2 separate regions of the Homo sapiens genome follow, and region 1 is linked to region 2. The links are chromatin contacts, found by Hi-C in ENCODE. All regions are on one chromosome and are shown on one strand. Each heading gives the region's core, a stretch centred on a gene start or an enhancer-like site at or near the end of the contact. The rest is flanking DNA. Distances are from core to core; before and after follow the strand shown. Region 1 overlaps APEX2 (apurinic/apyrimidinic endodeoxyribonuclease 2). Region 2 holds the start of PAGE2B (PAGE family member 2B).

Evidence for each region. A loop is a pair of places that touch in the nucleus more often than their neighbours do.
Region 1: a map of mucosa of descending colon shows a loop between it and region 2 (7-fold over the local background). The contact joins the enhancer-like site here to the promoter of PAGE2B in region 2. A Hi-C loop is called at or near these places in 2 of 168 maps with a recorded cell type or tissue (heart left ventricle and mucosa of descending colon).

What each region holds. Positions count from the first base shown.
Region 1 is chrX:55,008,026-55,010,832 of GRCh38, forward strand. APEX2 (apurinic/apyrimidinic endodeoxyribonuclease 2) reads left to right here. Exons shown (of 6, transcript NM_014481.4): 6 at 1-1,032. It overlaps ALAS2 (5'-aminolevulinate synthase 2), which reads right to left. Exons shown (of 11, transcript NM_000032.5): 11 at 1,030-1,318. The coding sequence ends at 1,155. Among named protein-coding and RNA genes, the nearest start is that of APEX2, 9.1 kb to the left of the region's middle. RefSeq lists an enhancer at 1-45. Within about 2 kb of position 1,251, at least 7 of the 41 ENCODE cell types and tissues checked have a DNase peak (open chromatin) inside an H3K27ac peak, as active enhancers do.
Region 2 is chrX:55,073,552-55,076,330 of GRCh38, forward strand. It overlaps PAGE2B (PAGE family member 2B), which reads left to right and starts at 1,479. Exons shown (of 5, transcript NM_001015038.3): 1 at 1,479-1,563; 2 at 2,483-2,574. The coding sequence starts at 2,491.

The DNA.
Region 1 (2,807 bases), core at 1-2,500, 66 kb before region 2:
AGCTTTCCAGCTAGTGCGTCCCACAGCTGCCACAGTGGGTTACAGGGTTGAAAGAAACGGTCCTCAGCCCTCAGAGTTGCCAGGCAGGGCCTGGGACCACACAAGTTTCAGGGACGATTGCCTCCTTAGCAAGTAGTATCATTAGTACCCCTAAGTGTGCCATGGAAATGTTTCCTGTATACTGTGACCTGGAAAGTGGGAGCATTGCTTTGAACACAGTGCTTGCTCTAGCCAAGCCTCTTCTCACCTTTGAAAATGGGACTGGTAGACCAGGCACAGTGGTGCACGCCTGTAATCCCAGCACTTTGGGAGGCTGAGATGGGTGGATCACCTGAGGTCAGGAGTTCGCAACCAGCCTAACATGGTGAGACCCCGTCTCTACTAAATACAAAAAAATTAACTGGGCGTGGTGGCGCGTGCCTGTAATCCAAGCTACTTAGGAGGCTGAGACAGGAGAATAGCTTGTACCTGGGAGGCGGAGGTTGCAGTGGGCTGAGATCATGCATTGCACTCCAGCCTGGGCAACAAGAGTGAAATTCAGTCTCCAAAAAAAAAAAAAGAAAAGAAAAAGAATGGGACTGGTAAATCCTGTTCTGTGGGATGCCGTGGGAGGGAGAGAGGATAATGGATTGAGGAAGACATCCATATCCCCTTATGGAAAATACCTCTTTGGTTTTGGGGAACCACTCCTTTCTAGGGAATTTGGTTAGGGCTGACTCATTTCCTGGCTTCAGGGGCTACCCTGGGCCCAGATTTCCAGGGCCCGGATTACCAGTGAAGCGTCAATCCCTGGATTTTTATTGAAACCATTGGAGAAGAGCCATCTCAAATAAATCTGCCAAGTATCCTAGCTCTTTGCAACTCACTGTGTAGTTTTTGGGCATTTCCTTCCTCTTTCTCATTCTGTTTCCCTGTTGGTAAAATGGAATGGTGACCAACAAGTGACCTATGGTTACCTCATAGATCTGCCACTTGTCTGAGGGAGTCAGAATGCACTTGTCTGTTCCCTGTCCAATAAAAGGCTTCACATGCTGTGGTTTGTGCTTTATTTTTAGGCTCAATTCAGCTAGAGGCACACAACAAAGCAGAAGACAGGAGTAGGCCTGGACCCAAGTGAAGCGCAGGTGGGGTGTGAATCCTAGGCAGCTGGCTTCTCAGGCATAGGTGGTGACATACTGGGGCCCCATGTTCCCGAAGTAGGAACGTTCCCACTCACTCATGAGCTCAAAGTGTACAGGACGGCGACAGAAATTGCAGGCAGCCACAGACACATCCTGGAGGGGCAGCCCCACCGCAGTCCAAGCCAGCAGCAGCTTCTCTGAAGGTGGTAGGGGGAGGGGAGGGAAAAAATGGGTTAGACTAGATCTTCCAAATCTGTCACAGTACAGATGAGCCAAGATATTGATCCCCCTCAACCCTTCAAGATACCTCAGGGCCAGAAGTAGCCTACTGTTTGCTTCTGTGTGTGCCGTGAATATTACCATTTGTATCTGGATGCTGGGATATATATTATAAAAGATTTGGAAGCTCTCCTTTGACACAATTTGAAGCCATACTGTCCTGGCCTGGACCACTCCCTAAGTATAGGATGTGCTGTGGCCCAAGAATGACTGTCTGCTTGGGAACTCTAAGCCCTATGAGGACAATGATAATGACAGTAACTATACTGTGTCATTGGTGCTATGACCAGGAAACCTGGGGTAGGGGGTCCACCTGGGGGTGTGAAAACCCAGAGAAGGGAACCTGACCTAGCTGGAGGAAGTACCCCAGGTACGTTCCAGGGCTCTGTTCTTGGCCTTTTCTGTGTTCATGCCCTTGTTGATCTTGTCTAGTCACATGACTTTAAAGACCATCTATATGCTGATGGTTCAGAAATTTTAATCTCCAGCTCACGCCACTCTACTGGTTTCCAATCTTGTATATCCAATGGCTTTTCTCCATCTCCACCTAGATGTCTAATATGCATTTCTAACTTAGGAGTACAACTGAGCTACTCATGTCCCTACCCTCCACCAAGCTATTCTACTTTTAGCTTTTCCCATCTCAGTGGATGGCAATTCCAGTTGCTCAGTCCAAAAATTTCAGAGCTATCCTTTATTTTTCTCTTTCTCTCTTACCCTATATCCCATCTATCAGCAAAGACCCTTGGCTCTACCTTCAAAATCTGACCACTTCTTATTGCCTTCATTATGATCAAGTCTGAGCCACCATCATCTCTCACCTGGGATATTACTGTAGCCCACTCTTGGGTCTCCCTGCTTCCACCCTTGCTCCCTTTTAGTGTATTCTCTACATAGAAGTTGGAGCAATTTTGTTAAAACCCGAGTCAGAAATATCAGTCCTGTGTTCAAATCCTTTCAAGGGCTCTCAGAGTAAAAGCCAAACTCCTTCTAATGGCCTACCATACCCTATACAATCTGGTCCCACATTGCCTCTATGTACTCAATTTTTCTGTCTCCCACTTGCTTATACCATTCCACCCACACCCATCTTCTTACTGTTCCTCAAATATAAAAGGAATACTCCTGTGTCTTCCCTGCCTTAGGATGTTCCCTCTGCCTGCGATGCCATTCCCTTAGATATCTGCCTCACTAACTTCACCTCCTTCAAATTTTTGCTCAAGTTTCACCTCAGCGTCTTCTACCCTTGCCACTCTAATACTACAACCCTTCTCTGAACTCGCCCCTGGCCCCTTATCCCATTCTCCTTATCCTGCTTTATTTTTTCCCATAGCACTTAGAACTAATGTGCTACTTAATTTGCTTATTTTTGGTAATTTTTTTTACTACCCCTTCCACTAGAATGTA
Region 2 (2,779 bases), core at 229-2,728:
TTCTTCTAATTCCGTGAAGAATGTCATTGGTAGTTTAATAGCAACATCACTGAATCTATAAATTTCCCTGGTCAGTTTGGCCATTTTGAAAATATTGCTTCTTCCTGTTCACGAGCATGGAATGTTTTTCCATTTGTGTCATCTCTGATTTCTTTGGGCAGTGTTTTGTAGTTCTCATAGTGGAGATTGTTCTCCTCCCTAGTTAGCTGTATTCCTAGGTATTTTATTCTTTTTGTGGCAATTGTGAATGGGATTGTGTTTCTGATTTGGCTCTGTGCTTGAAGGTAGTTGGTGTACAGAAACACTCCTGGTTTTTGTACATTAATTTTGTATCTTGAAGCTTTCCTGAAGTTGTTTATAAGATCAAGGAGCTTTTGGGCAGAGATTCTGGGATTTTCTAGGTATAGAATCACATGGTTTCCAAACAGATTGTTTGACTTGTGTGAAAAACATAGTGGAGTAGAAGCAAACACGTGTCAGCAATGGAATAGAAAAATAAAAGTGCCCATGAATAAATTTAATTTGAATGTGAAGAACTAATATGAAGCAAATAACACAGTCATTGTGTGGGATATGTTAAAAGACTTGAGGAATTGAGGAGTGGCTTTTTTTTGATAGAGAGATTCTAAAATAGGAAGATGGCTATTGTCCCAGAGTTAACATGTAATATAAAAATAATAACTAGTATCTCAACAGGAATATTTTAGCACCTGATCAAATGATTCTGAAGTTCATCTGAAAGACCAACGTGTCAGAATTGATAGAAAAGGAGAAATCAATGAGGGAGGGCAAGCATTATTTCACATTTCAAATATAATTTAAGCTACAGCAATTAAAATAGTGTAGTAGTGGTACAGGTATAAACAACTCAATGGAAGAAAATTAAAAGAAGAGAGTTACATACAAAATTGAGTGGGGATGTAGGTGATGATAAAAGAGCCATTTCAAAACAGTGGGTGCAACAGGGATTCAACAAATAATGTTGAGTTCCTACCACTTTAATTTTGTCCAGATGGATCAAAGATTTTGAACGTACAATAATGCAACCAAAAACTATGAATGTCTTATATTGGAATGGGTTAGACAATTGCAAGCATGACAGCAAACTCGTGAAGGAGGCAAGAAAATGATTTATGGAAGCGTATATAAAACAGATATTAAAATATTTAAGATTTATTTCTATGATGGTGAAGTTTTCTGAAACACATTATTAGAGTAACCTGGGGCTCATATTCTCCAAAGCCACTGGAAGTGAAAGAAAGGGTGGGCGGGGGAAAAAGAAAAGTGCTTTGCAAGTTCATTTTCGTTGTCAGGAGCGCTGGTGGTTTAGGTTCTCCACAGACGCAGGAAAACATCAGTCACGAGGCGAATGTCCCAGTCAGTGTGCATGCTGCACAGACCTGTTGCTGCACTTGTCTGTTGTTACGCATGTCTGTTGCTACACGTGTCTGTTGTTGCGCATGCGCCTTGCTGCCCGCCTTCTGTCCACACACAGCTCTGCAAGGAGAGTGTCTTCATTCTTTCCGCCATCTTGATTCTTTGTCACTGACCGAGACTCAGCCGGTAGGTCCGCAGAGCGGTCTTCCTGGGAATTTAGTTGTGGGTGAATGTGTGGAGGAGCCAGCTGGCTTTGGACAGGTCCTGCGGCACAGTCCGTGGCTTCCGAGGGAAAAGGGCCTCGCGGTCGTCGTCCGGCCCCTCCCAGGTCGGGATGCCACCGTGGGACTTGTCGTCGTGGCTGGGCTGGGACGAGGGACGAGGGAGGAAGGTGGGCCACAGAGGGGAGGGATCGCGTGAAGATGGGGCGAGTGCTGGGGGTGCTGTTAGAGGTGTCTGAGTCTCGAAAACTCCTGGAACCCTCTGAGAGAGGACAGTTTCCAGACTCCTCGGTAGGGACGCGGGAAGAGACCATGTGGTCAGTAAGGAAGGGGCCTGGGAACTGGGAACGCTGTGGGCCGGTGACTGTGGCCCCGAGGTCTGTAGAGTGCCTGGCAGAGGTGTCCCGTGAGGAGCATAACGTTCACTCTGTTTCACAATTTCTCACCTCCGCCATGGACGCCATGGAAGGAATGGGCGAGGCTGTGCTTTCCAACAAGACTTGATTTTGAGAGAGGTGTGGGGGTGAAATGGGCCTAGCAAATCAGAGTGGGACAAAAGCAGTAGTCATTTCAGTTTCAATTCTCTGCCCTTTTTTCCCCCAAATGTCTTCATGATGGAGAGTCTAATTGTGAAACCAAAACGCAGAAATGTCCTCTGTCTTTTGCTATGGCGTTAAGGGGATTTCTATGCCTCTTCGACTATGATACAAACAAATCTGTCCTTAGTTTGATTGGAAAGCGTGGGTACTTATCAATGCTCTGTGAATTACGTTGAAAATATTTTCAAAATTAAAAAAATACAAATCACCATTTTGCCATGGAATGTTCATATATATAGCTAAGTTCTTATACACTTTTTCCAAATAACAGTATTCTATTTTCAGTGGGAAATATGAGTGAGCATGTGAGAACAAGATCCCAATCCTCAGAAAGAGGAAATGACCAAGAGTCTTCCCAGCCAGTTGGATCTGTGATTGTGAGTCCTTTAACATTTGATGTTTCCTATTAACACAATTTATTTTAAGAAATATTTTTGAGCTAGTGTACACGCACTGATACAGGTGTTCCATGCTGATAAAAAATGATGATGGCATCTCATGAAGGAAACGTTGGTTCAGGAATATTATATTCTGGTGTTACCTGTATGGATATGGATATTTCTCTCTCTCTCTCTCTCTATA